Regions from separate parts of the Homo sapiens genome. Here region 1 is linked to region 2. A link is a loop called in an ENCODE intact Hi-C map of the cell type or tissue named here. Cell type or tissue: A673. All regions are shown on one strand. Links, peaks and the distances in the headings refer to the core of each region. The heading gives the core; the rest is flanking DNA.

The links. Hi-C counts contacts between places; a loop is a spot of excess contacts. Peaks named below come from ENCODE experiments on the same cell type or tissue, not always from the same donor. Only the 100,000 strongest peaks of a DNase experiment are listed, where the experiment ranks them.
Region 1: it touches region 2 in a loop (2.7-fold over the local background); 3 of 110 quality-filtered maps call a loop at or near these places.

Annotation. Positions count from the first base shown.
Region 1 is chr11:117,592,817-117,598,190 of GRCh38, forward strand. All of the region lies in intron 3 of DSCAML1 (DS cell adhesion molecule like 1), which reads right to left. Among named protein-coding and RNA genes, the nearest start is that of DSCAML1, 200 kb to the right of the region's middle. RefSeq lists an enhancer at 338-1,129 and a silencer at 4,305-4,505. In A673, for the core only: CTCF peaks have their summits at 2,837 and 3,041; no DNase peak of the experiment used is centred there.
Region 2 is chr11:117,424,132-117,429,505 of GRCh38, forward strand. DSCAML1 (DS cell adhesion molecule like 1) reads right to left here. Exons shown (of 33, transcript NM_020693.4): 33 at 3,641-4,672. The coding sequence ends at 4,197. Among named protein-coding and RNA genes, the nearest start is that of CEP164, 99 kb to the left of the region's middle. RefSeq lists an enhancer at 5,277-5,374. In A673, for the core only: a CTCF peak has its summit at 2,236 (motif pointing right); DNase peaks (open chromatin) are centred at 800 and 2,290.

The DNA of each region.
Region 1 (5,374 bases), core at 143-5,142, 170 kb after region 2:
CCCGGGCAGTCTGCTTCCAGAGACCAGGCTCCGTGCTGCTGCACTGAACGCTGCCCCAGTGGGGCTCAGGAGGAAGGGCTTTGACCTCAGGCAGCACGGGGTGTGAACCCCAACACCACTGCCATGTGTAAGTCACCTCCCCCAGGCTCAGTATCCTCTCCCACAAATGGGGCTAATGATACTTACCCCAGAGGGTGGCTGTGAAGATTAAGCAAAAGACATCTCAAGCATCTGGCACAGTTCCTGGCACTTACGGGGCACTAAACAAGAGGCTGTCCCTGTTCCTCACTACTGAAGAAAGGGGGCAGTGAGGGGCATAGGCCCAGCTCCTCCATCCCCTGGGCCCACGTGTCCTGCCCTCGGCGGTGCCCACACACAGCGATGCTTCAGGGTCACAGACTCACAGGCTCAGTGCAGAAGAAAATGGATGCCTTCTGCCCTGCAGCAAAATCTCTGCTTTCTCCCCTGCTCCCGCCCACCCTGACCTCTTGCAAAATGGCAGATTCCCCAAAGCAGCCACAGAGCTGCCTCCCCGTGCACCTCGCTGGGGCCTGGGGGCCTGGGTCACTCAGGTGGTACCTCAGGGCTGCTGTGCGGCCTCCCTCATTAAAGCCTGACAAATGAAATGTGAGAACCAAAGCCGCTCCCATGTCACCTGGAAAGAAGAGATGACAGGCTGCCTGTCTGCCACCGGGGCCTGTGTATAGGGTTCTACAAATCCCAGGCCCAGAGGCCGGGACAGCACTGCAACTTCATTTATCAGGAAAGACTGGGCTGGGCAGGGCTTGGGGCCCTGGCACAAGCCAAGGAACAGAGCCGCCTGTTTCTGCCTGGCACAGGGATGTGGAGCTCCCTCTTTCCTTGAACCATAGTATTGAACTCACTATATTTCTTGTTTTTTTTTTTTTTTTTTGAGATGGAGTCTTGCTCTGTTTCCCAGGCTAGAGTGCAGTGGCGTGATCTCGGCTCACTGCAAGCTCTGCCTCCTGGGTTCATGCCAGTCTCCTGCCTCAGCTTCCCAAGTAGATGGGACTACAGGCGCCCGCCACCACACCTGGCTAATTTTTTTTGTATTTTTAGTAGAGACGGTGTTTCACCGTGTTAGCCAGGATGGTCTCGATCTCCTGACCTCGTGATCCGCCCGCCTCAGCCTTCCAAAGTGCTGGGATTACAGGTGTGAGCCACCACACTGGGCTGAACTCACTGCATTTCTAAGTGGCCCTTCTAAAAGGGAGTGGGGTCTCACCTGGCATGGTTATCTAGGGAAGTAAACACCAGCCTTTCTCAGTCTTGACAAAGGACAGAAAAAGGAAAGAGGGGCACTCAGTATAAACCTCAAGGAATTCCAAGGGAGGTGCACAGATATTGGGTCCTGGATCAGGCTCCATTTCAGAGAGAGTTTATCCTAGAAAAAAGTCTCCTGTTGTTTCTCAGTGGGGATACTTTGACATTTTGGGGAGGCACATACCTGTGGGTCTATCCTAGGCAAAGAAGGACATTTAGTATCCTTGGGTTTTGTGCATGAAATGCCAGTAGATCCCTCAGTCACTCTGACACCCAAGTATTCTCCCCTCTTGCGTTTTCAAACAAACACCCTTGAGAAGATGACACTGCCCCAGGTGAGAAGCTCATCAGATCCGCTGATGCTCTCAGCAATGCACGCACACCTGTGTGAGTCTCCCTTCCTAAAACTCCAGGAACAGTCAGGTCTGCCCTCTGGGTGTCAGCTTCTGTGAATTTGGAGATGGTGTTCTGGCTCTGACATCTGTGTTCTGGGTGTCCCCAGCGGGCTGGGTTAGATCACCTCCACCTGACATCCCGCAGACCTGCAGCAGCCCCTGCTCCTCCTCTGGCTTTGGCTATCTGGTCTTCTCTCCGTGGCCAGGCTACTCAGGCTCCTCCCTGGTGTGGGGCAGCCTCATTTCCCTACTGTGACTCTCATCTTTAGTCCTATGTGGTTGGAGCCTAAGGAAGACAGGAGGCCAGGGAGGGATGAAAGATGTGTTCCTCCCCTCTACCCCATCCTGCCCCATAGAGACTTTATTATTCACTTCTCCTGTCATCCTTTGCCCTTTGGCAGTTTCTGTGGTGGGATTTTCATTCCTCATTGTTACCTCTGTCAAGAAGGGACTCCTCAATAGTTCACCATTGCCGTTCTCTAACTAACTGTTCTGTTTTGCATTTCTATGGTGGGTTGGTGGGTTTCCTCCCTCCTGATATAATGATTACTCTGTCTTTCTCTTACACACACACACACACACACACACACACACCCTTTGATATTTCCTTAAGACACTTCTCTGAAGAGATGAGGGTGAGGGAAGGCTACAGAAGCACTTTAATGAGGAAGGCTTTCTTCATAGCAGAGGGGGAGGGTTGGAAAGTCAGTCATTAGAATAGGGATCAAGAAAGTCAGTGGAGCCACTGTCTCTGGGGGGCTTTTAAAAAATGTCTACTTTTTCCTGATTAAAATAGAATACCAATTTGTTGTAAGAAATTTGGAAAATACAGAAAAACCAAAGTAAGACAATAAAAATGACCTGCAACCCCACCAACAAGAGATAGACTTGGTATATTTCCTTTTAGTCTTTTTTTGGAAGGGTGATGGAGATCAGGTTGCGTATGCAGTTTTATATGCTTTTTTCATTTTATATTCCAATGAGGGCTTTTATTTTGCATCCTCAAATCATCTTCAAAAACATCATTTTAAGGACTACATAGCATTCCCCTCTGTGGATAGGCTGTGATAAAAATGGCAGGGATAACAGAACAGGAAGGTGCCAGGGCCGGCCCCGCCCAATTTCCGTTGAAATCTGAGGCAGAGGATGAGCGCCTCTCCCTGGTGATGCATTTCAGTAACTTACATCACAGTCAGGAAGAGTTTATCAATGTCGCCCATCTCTATCTCCACCTTTGTGTGGGTCACCCTGAGTTGGATTTTTGTGAGCTCCATGTATGGCTAAAAAAAAAAAAGTGACCTTTCAGGTTCTCATTCCCTTGCAACCAACGTAAGACTGTCTTCCTTCAACAAACCTCCCAAAGTAGAGGGATAGGAGGCAGGTGTGGAAATATGCAGATAGAAGTGGTGAAGGAACAAAATGTCATGTCTTAAGCTCCAAGACAAAATCGTGTGGGAGCAGGAAATGTATTAATAAATTCTTTTTTGTTCTCTATTGTCCATGATGAATGACCACATTCAGCATCAATAACTGCAAACATTCCTGGGAAAGAGATATACATGCAAGCCCATCGCTCCTGCAGAAAGCAGTGGGTTGAATTCAATTTTGAGTCTGAAGGCAAATTTCACAGCCCTAAACAAAATTATCTGTGAGAGCTGCTGCCACAACCACACATGTAATAAAAGCAAGACCATTGTGGTTAAAGTGGGAGAATGACTCCCCAGAGTCATAAAAGATCGCAAGGCACTGGATGGTGGAGAATTGCTACTCTTAAGTCCAGATCTTTTGAAACTACAAGACTCTGTTCTTACTGGGATTTCTACCAGGAAACACAACCTCCCTGGGAGTTCAGAGCATTTTCTGATCAGCCAGAACATGCCATTCTTCTCAGGAAAAAAAAAAAAAAAATCTCAGTAGGACATGCCAAAAGGGGTAGACACATATGTGTCCGGTTGAGGAGGAGAGAGAGAGAAGAGGGGAGCCCATTGCTAATGGCAATCACATATTTCTATGTTTGGGTGAAATTCAACCAGAGAGGACATTTTGGAAACAGATGCAAGATGATGGATAATCAGCACGTCCCTCATTTACTGCTCATGGAACCTGCATTACTATGTTCACAGAAAGCAATGGAAGCACCTATTCTAGGGGAAAAGAAGATGAGGTGTGGGAGGTGAAGACAGGGATACAGGGAAAAAGTAGTGAAAAGGAGCAATGCAGGTATTTTGTTCAAAAATCTAGTCTTTGTGAACAAATATCAGTCAAGGCTGATGCACATGTAATTAATGCATAAAAGGGAAACTCCTTTTAATTGTTTTCATTGTTTTGAATGCAGAGGCAAACCTGGACCCCCAGTCTCTTATATAAAGGTCTCATAGGAAAAAAGAGGAGGAAACCTAGTAGCTAGCTTTGGGATCAACTAGTTTGGCATTTACAAGGTTTGTCCGTTCCTGAATTTGTCCCTGCGGTGGGCTTTCTTTTCCCTTGGCATAGAACAGTGACTGTGATGAGCAGTCCCATAAAGCACAATATAAATTTTTATTATTATTGGATGGTGCTGCGGCTGGAACAGCACCGTTCTGCATGGAGGTTTTCCGACATATGATAATTACATTCTGTAGGTTTGCAAATAATGACATAACCCAGTCACCTTACTGTGGGTATGATTTATTACAAATAACAAAATGTTATTATATGGAAATTAGTTTCCACACAACAGCTGACTAGAGGGGAGCACTCGAGAGCCACTTTAATCACTAAGACAGGAACTGGTGGCATTTCAGGACCGGGGACAGCGCCAGAACGGCCTCAGTCACCTTACTTGCTAGAAACACCTCTGCAAGAAGCAAACTGGGGGGCAGGTGTGTGGGAGCAGGGCCATGAGCAGCTAAGACTCAACCTGAGTTAGAGACCAAGGTCCTTGCCAGCCTGCAAGAAGGAGGACCTAGGAATTATTTCTTTTGTCTTTTTCGAGACGGAGTCTCACTCTCTCACCCAGGCTGGAGTGCAATGGCACGATCTGAGCTCACTGCAACCTCCACCCCCCAGGTTCAAGCAATTCTCCTACCTCAGCCTCCTGAGTAGCTGGAACTACAGGCGTGCATCACCACATCCAGCTATTTGTTGTTGTTGTTGTTTTTAGTAGAGATGGGGTTTCATCATGTTGGCCAGGCTGGTCTCCAACTCCTGACCTCAAGTGATCCACCCGCTTCGGCCTCCCAAAGTGCTGGTATTACAGGCGTGAACCACCACACCTGGCTAATTCTGATTTTTCATTTGGGTGCTGTCTTCTCCTGACCTCCTATTTTTGCCCCTTAATTCTCCTTCCCTAACTTGGAAAGAAAATTGTCAACTTCAGAATCATCCAGAACTCAAGTGCTTTTTTACACCTCTAGGAATATTGTCTTTACTTAAAGAAAAAAAGAAAAAAAAAAGCAACCAAAGACATATTCAGCCTGGGCATACTGAGCGTATAGAAATATGCCTGGCCCAAACCCTAGACACAGGCCAGTCCTGATACAATATATATATTAAAGAAGTAAATATTTATTGGTCATTTAATTGTTTAACATTTTCCTCCAACATGTGGGTGGTCACAGCTTACAAAAGAAAGCAGAACATGAAACCTTCAAACATTCTCTCCAGCTCTCCTCCCTCCCTTCTCCTCCACTGTCCAAGAATAAGAGACTTGGAAT
Region 2 (5,374 bases), core at 174-5,173:
GATTCCACTTATACAAGGTACCCAGAATAGGCAGGTTCATACAGACAGAAAGTAGAATGGTGGTTGCCAGGTGCTGAGAGAGAGGAAGATGGGGAGTTATTGATTAATGGGTACAAAGTTTCTTTCTGGAATGATGAGAAAGTTCTGGAAATGGATAGTGATTTACAACAAGGTGAATATACTTAATGCTGCTGAATTGTACATTTTAAAATGGTTAAAATGGCGAATTTTATGTATCTTTTACCACCATAAAAATAGAAATGTTGGTCAGGTGCAGTGGCTCATGCCTGTAATCCCAGCACTTTGGGAGGCCGAGGTGGGCGATTGCTTAAGCTCAGGAGTTCAATACCAGCCTAGGCAACATGATGAAACCCCCTCTCTACTAAAAATACAAAAACTAGCCAGGTGTGGTGGCAAGTGCCTATAGTCCCAGTTACTCGAGAGGCTGAGGAAGGAGGATCACCTGAGTCGGGGAGATTGAGGCTGCAGTGAGCCGTGATAGCATCACTGCACTCCAGCCTGGGCTACAGGGCAAGTCCCTGTCTCAAAAAAAAAAAAAAAAAAAAGCCTAGGCCGCATACCAGCAAATTCCTATTCTGTTAGGATTGGTGAGAGCTGGGCTTCTGTATTGTTTAACGAGCTCCTCAGGTGAATCTGATGTGCATCTACGTTTGAGACCCACTAGTCTAGCTCTGGTTGTTGGTAGAATGGGGGAACAAGGGGTAATCTCTCTGAAGGTCTTCTAGAGGAGGGTTTCTCAAACGTTGATGTGCATATGGGTCCCCTGGGGATTTTGCTGAAGTGCAGAGTCTGATTCAGTGGTTCTGGCGTGAGGCCTGGTATTTTTTTTGCATTTGCAACAAGCTCCTAGGTGACGGTGGTGCTGGTGCCACTGGCCTGTGACCCACATGTAGAGTATCAAGGCTCTCAAGGGCAGATGGTCATCTTATCCATGGTAGACAAAGTGGAGTTTTGGAAAGGAGCAAGTGAATGTGTAAGATGACTGTTCCAGATACATAGAGTTCAATGAGGATGAGCTGGGGATGAATGAGGAGCAGGAGTGCCACTGATTTGTGAATTAGCTTCTGGGTGTGGATCAAACAGGCAGGCTTGTGGTTTAGCTAACAAACATATTAAGGGCCTGGCGCAGTGGCTCACACCTGTAATCCCAGCACTTTGGGAGGCTGAGGCGGGAGGATTGCTTGAGTCCAGGAGTTCGAGACCAGCCTGGGCAACATGGTGAAACCCTGTCTCTACGGAAAAAAAAAAGTACAAAAATTAGCCGAGCATGGTGGCATGTGCCTGTAGTCCCAGCTACTCAAGGGGCTGAGGCAGGAAGATCACTTGAGCCAGAAAGGTCGAGGCTGCAGTGAGCCGTGATCACACCATTGCACTCCAGCCTGGGTGACAGAGTGAGATGCTGTCTCAAACAACCCTGCAAAGCGTACTGAAGTTAGAGATTATTAGCAAATAAAATCGTGTGGATTTTGCTCAAGTATGCCTGAATTTCTAGACTTTGTGCTTTATAATAAGGGGCCTAGCCCAGTGGAATACAAGCTAGACTGGCCCACATCTTACTTTTCTGTTGCCTTTCCAAATCCTTCTCATCCTACAGAGTCCACCTCAGGTCCCAGACCTCCAACAGCTCCCCAGAGCTGAATTCCACCTTTTCTACCACCGCCCCTCACCAGGGTAAAGTACTTTGGAGCCCTTGATCCATCCTGTGCTGCATATTGGGTCACCTGCCTCAACTGTTTTTCTGCCCATGCGTCCAGCTTGCTCCCTGGACCTGGCGGACTCTTCCCCTGGCAACATCCTGGGGGAAGAACTGAAACTCTAATCTTTGAACAGTGGAACAGCAGGTAGTATGGCTCAGTAGTTAAGGAATTGGACGCTCATGAGTTTAAATCTCATTCCCATCTCTTCTAGCTCCTCTAACCTTCTCACCTGTCACGTGGTAATCGTGATACCTTTCTCCCAAGTCTGCAATGAGGTTACAAGCAGCACCTGGCACGTAGTATCGGGATCCGTCATGTATTTTCATGACAGCGTTCCCCTTCGGAGCCCTTAGGCTGCTTCTATCTTCTGCGCCTCTAGCCTCTGAGGAGTTTTTCATTCCCTCTTGCTGGTTGGAGGTGGCTCTGATTCGTGTTTGTTTGCCCAATATCTGGTGTGCAGGGGAGGTGGGGTTGGGGGTCTTCTATGCGGACAGCTCAGGTTTGATCGTTGTGCCTGCAGTTCTGGAGGCGACCTGCAGATGGCGTGCGCGTCCTTGGGAGGCGTTCCGTCCTCCCAGAGATGGAACGAAGCTGGGCTGTCACCAGGTGTCTGGAATGCAGAGCTTTGGTTTTCAACTGATGCCGTTAGCTGCTTCTCTTGGCTGGGTCCTGGGTGTGGGGGCTGAGATGAGCATTTCTTCATGAGCCTAGGAATACCGAGGCGTACGGAATCTCTGCCCCTCCCCTCTCACCGTGCCGACCCGGGAATCTAGTTATTCATGCGAGGGACTCCTCTGCATCCCACACACTCTAGGTGCTCAGAGAGAATTTGTGGGATGAGTTGCTATTCGGAAGATGCTTCTATGAAAGGTCATGCATCCCAGGTGCGGCCTCACCGGGGCCCAGGCTGATAGGTATCAGCTGCCTGCATGCACAAACTCCTCCCTCCTTCTCCAGCCCTTCCCAGTTCCTCCTCTCAGCTCCTAGGGAGCGGTGGGTCCCAGACTCACCTTCCTTCCAGGTTCCTGATCCACAGCTCAGCCTCAATTGCAGTGCTCAAGAGCCCCCTGTGCACTTCTTAGGTGCACTTCCTTTTCACCCAGGGGCCAGTCACCTGCTTCTGCCTCTCCAAACCTTCAAGTCCCTGGAGGTCCATCTCACCTGTCACCTCCTGTGATGCCCTCTGGACCCTCTCATCAGAAACCAGGCCTCTGGACACCCACGGCACCTTGCCTGCTCCTCCGTGTGGACGCCTTTTCTTCCACTTGGCTGACTCCTTGGAAGCCAGGTGAGGTACCTGATGTGCTGACCTGGTTCTCTTTGGCTGAGCTCCATTCCCTCTCCTTCATGAGCTTCTCTCACTCCTCTCACCTCCGACGACTTCTCTTCTTCTCCCTCTGGCCTCATCTGGTCCTAAGAGTCAGCCCAGAACTTTAGGCCTTGGCCTGGTGCCCCAGCTATAGATAATCTCTTCTTCCCCGCTCCCGATAGGCACCTCTTTCACAACTGTGGGCTATTGGTCTTGTATAGTCCTGGCCCCCTGGCTACCCTGCACTCTCTTGGAGGAAAGAAGCCAGTAGGCAACCCCTCCCCTATCCCAGGCTCCCCAGCGCTTGGTGAGCCAAGGTTGCCTCATTCCATCTGCTACAAGCTTCCCTCCGTTTACAGGTAAGGACACTGTGGGTCAGAGGGGTTTAGGAGTTTGCACGAAGCCACCGACCTAGTTCCCCTTGCGGGCCCAGCACAGCTCTGAGAACAGAAGAGGAGGCACCTTGGCTAATTGCAAGCCTTTAAAAGTCTTAGAGCACTGAGCCAAAGCCCAGGCTTCTCACAAAGTCTCTTTATGAGAGACAGACGGCCTGGGGTCGGGCTCTCTCCTCCCTCCCCGCTGGCCTTCGCCAGATGGGAAAAAAGCCACCACATAGAAACATAACCTTTATTGCACACGGCGCTGGGTCTTTTTTCATAGAAAAAGGTATTAACACATAAGCATCTGCAAATTGAAGCAACTCCTGGTTTTCTTGGAACAGTAAAATCGCATGCAGTGTCTCTGAGTTGGGATTTTGGTCTTTGTCAAAACCACCTAGACTGGGGGGAAGGTGAGGAGGAGGGAAAAAAATTGCTGAGTCTTTGTGCCTCTGTCTCAAAATAGGGTGAGAGAAATATATAGATATATAGCTCGTGGACGCGTTCCTGTCTGTCTATATATGTATATATATCTCCACACATATTTTGTGGGGTGGGGGATTTGACTTGTACTGTCAAATTCTTTGTGCCCTGGCTTCATGGAGAAGAAGAAAATAGTTTCATTTGTACAAAAGAGTTCTATGTACAGGCGTTCATGATTGGGGGTTTTTGTTTTGTCGTTGGTTGGTTTTTGTCTGTCAGTTGAATATAAATAATGCAGAAAAACAGCCGAGCTGGCGTGTGGGGCTGCGGCGCGGCGCGGTCCAGGCGTGGCTGCTCTTCCTGCGGGCCCTACACCAGGGTGTAGGATTTGGAGTAGGCCCCGGCCCCCTGCTTCTGAGACCTCCCTACCCCCGATGTGCTCATCTCGAGAAGCGAGTCCCTGGAGCCCCCCATTTTGGTGTGTGGGCCCCCGGCTCGTGGAGGCTCGGTGCTGGGGGCCGGAGGGGCAGCGCTGGGGGCGGTGGGTGGCTCAGCAGGGGTGGGGCCGGGGGCTGGGGGGGCTGTGCCGGCTGGGGGGGCTGGCATGGCCAGAGTCCTCTGAGGTAAGGTGGCTGTGGAGGCGGCAGCGGGGGCCCCTGGGTGGGGAAGGCCCAAGGACTTGCTGGCAGGGTCCAGGGTCAGGTGGCGAGCCTGGGTGTGGTAGGTTCGAGCCAGGTTCCGGATGGAGGCCTCACGGGGTGGGACCACGGGGCAGGGCTCACGTCCATCTGCCTTTCGAAAGAAGGCCTCTGACTTGGCATACAGGGGCAGGTTGCAGTAGTCACCTGGAATCACAGAGGCAGAGGATGTTACAGAGAGTCATAGCCCTCTGGAAGCAGCTCGTTCAGCCCCCACCCCATCCCCTGCCCCCAGTCTTCTCTCTGATTTGGCATAGGGGCCCCTCCACTGGGGGGCAATAAAGAGTAGCGGAAAGGTCGGGTACTTGGCCCTTCTGAGCCTTCGTTTCCTTATCTGTGAAGTGGGGATGATCTTACTTCCCCACAGGATTATTGTGAGGAGCGAATGAGGTGAGGGAGGTAAAGTGCTTTGCTACAGTGGCTGGTGCAGATAACAGCTGCCCAGTACATGGATGCTTGTTGTTCAATGGTCACTAGAGGCTGGTCAGCTTCCGGTAGTGGAGAGCTCACTACTGCTAAGGACGAGGATGTCCTAATGGCTCTGGCTGGTGGAAAGCTTTTCTTTACCCTGAGGAGGAAAGGAATATCATTCCCTGTCGCCTCCCCACCATGGAGCCTGGTTCTGTTCTCTGAGGTCTCACAGAGTAAGGCGTTCCCCTCTTTCCCATGGCAGCCTTCCAGATGTTTGAAGTCAGCTACATGTCCCCTCTCCTCCCCCTCGGTCCCCTCTTCTCCAGGTGGAAAGTTCCTAATTTCTTTTTTTTTGAGACGGAGTCTCGCTCTGTCATCCAGGCTGGAGTGCAGTGGCATGATCTCGGCTCACTGCAACCTCCGCTTCCCGAGTAGCTG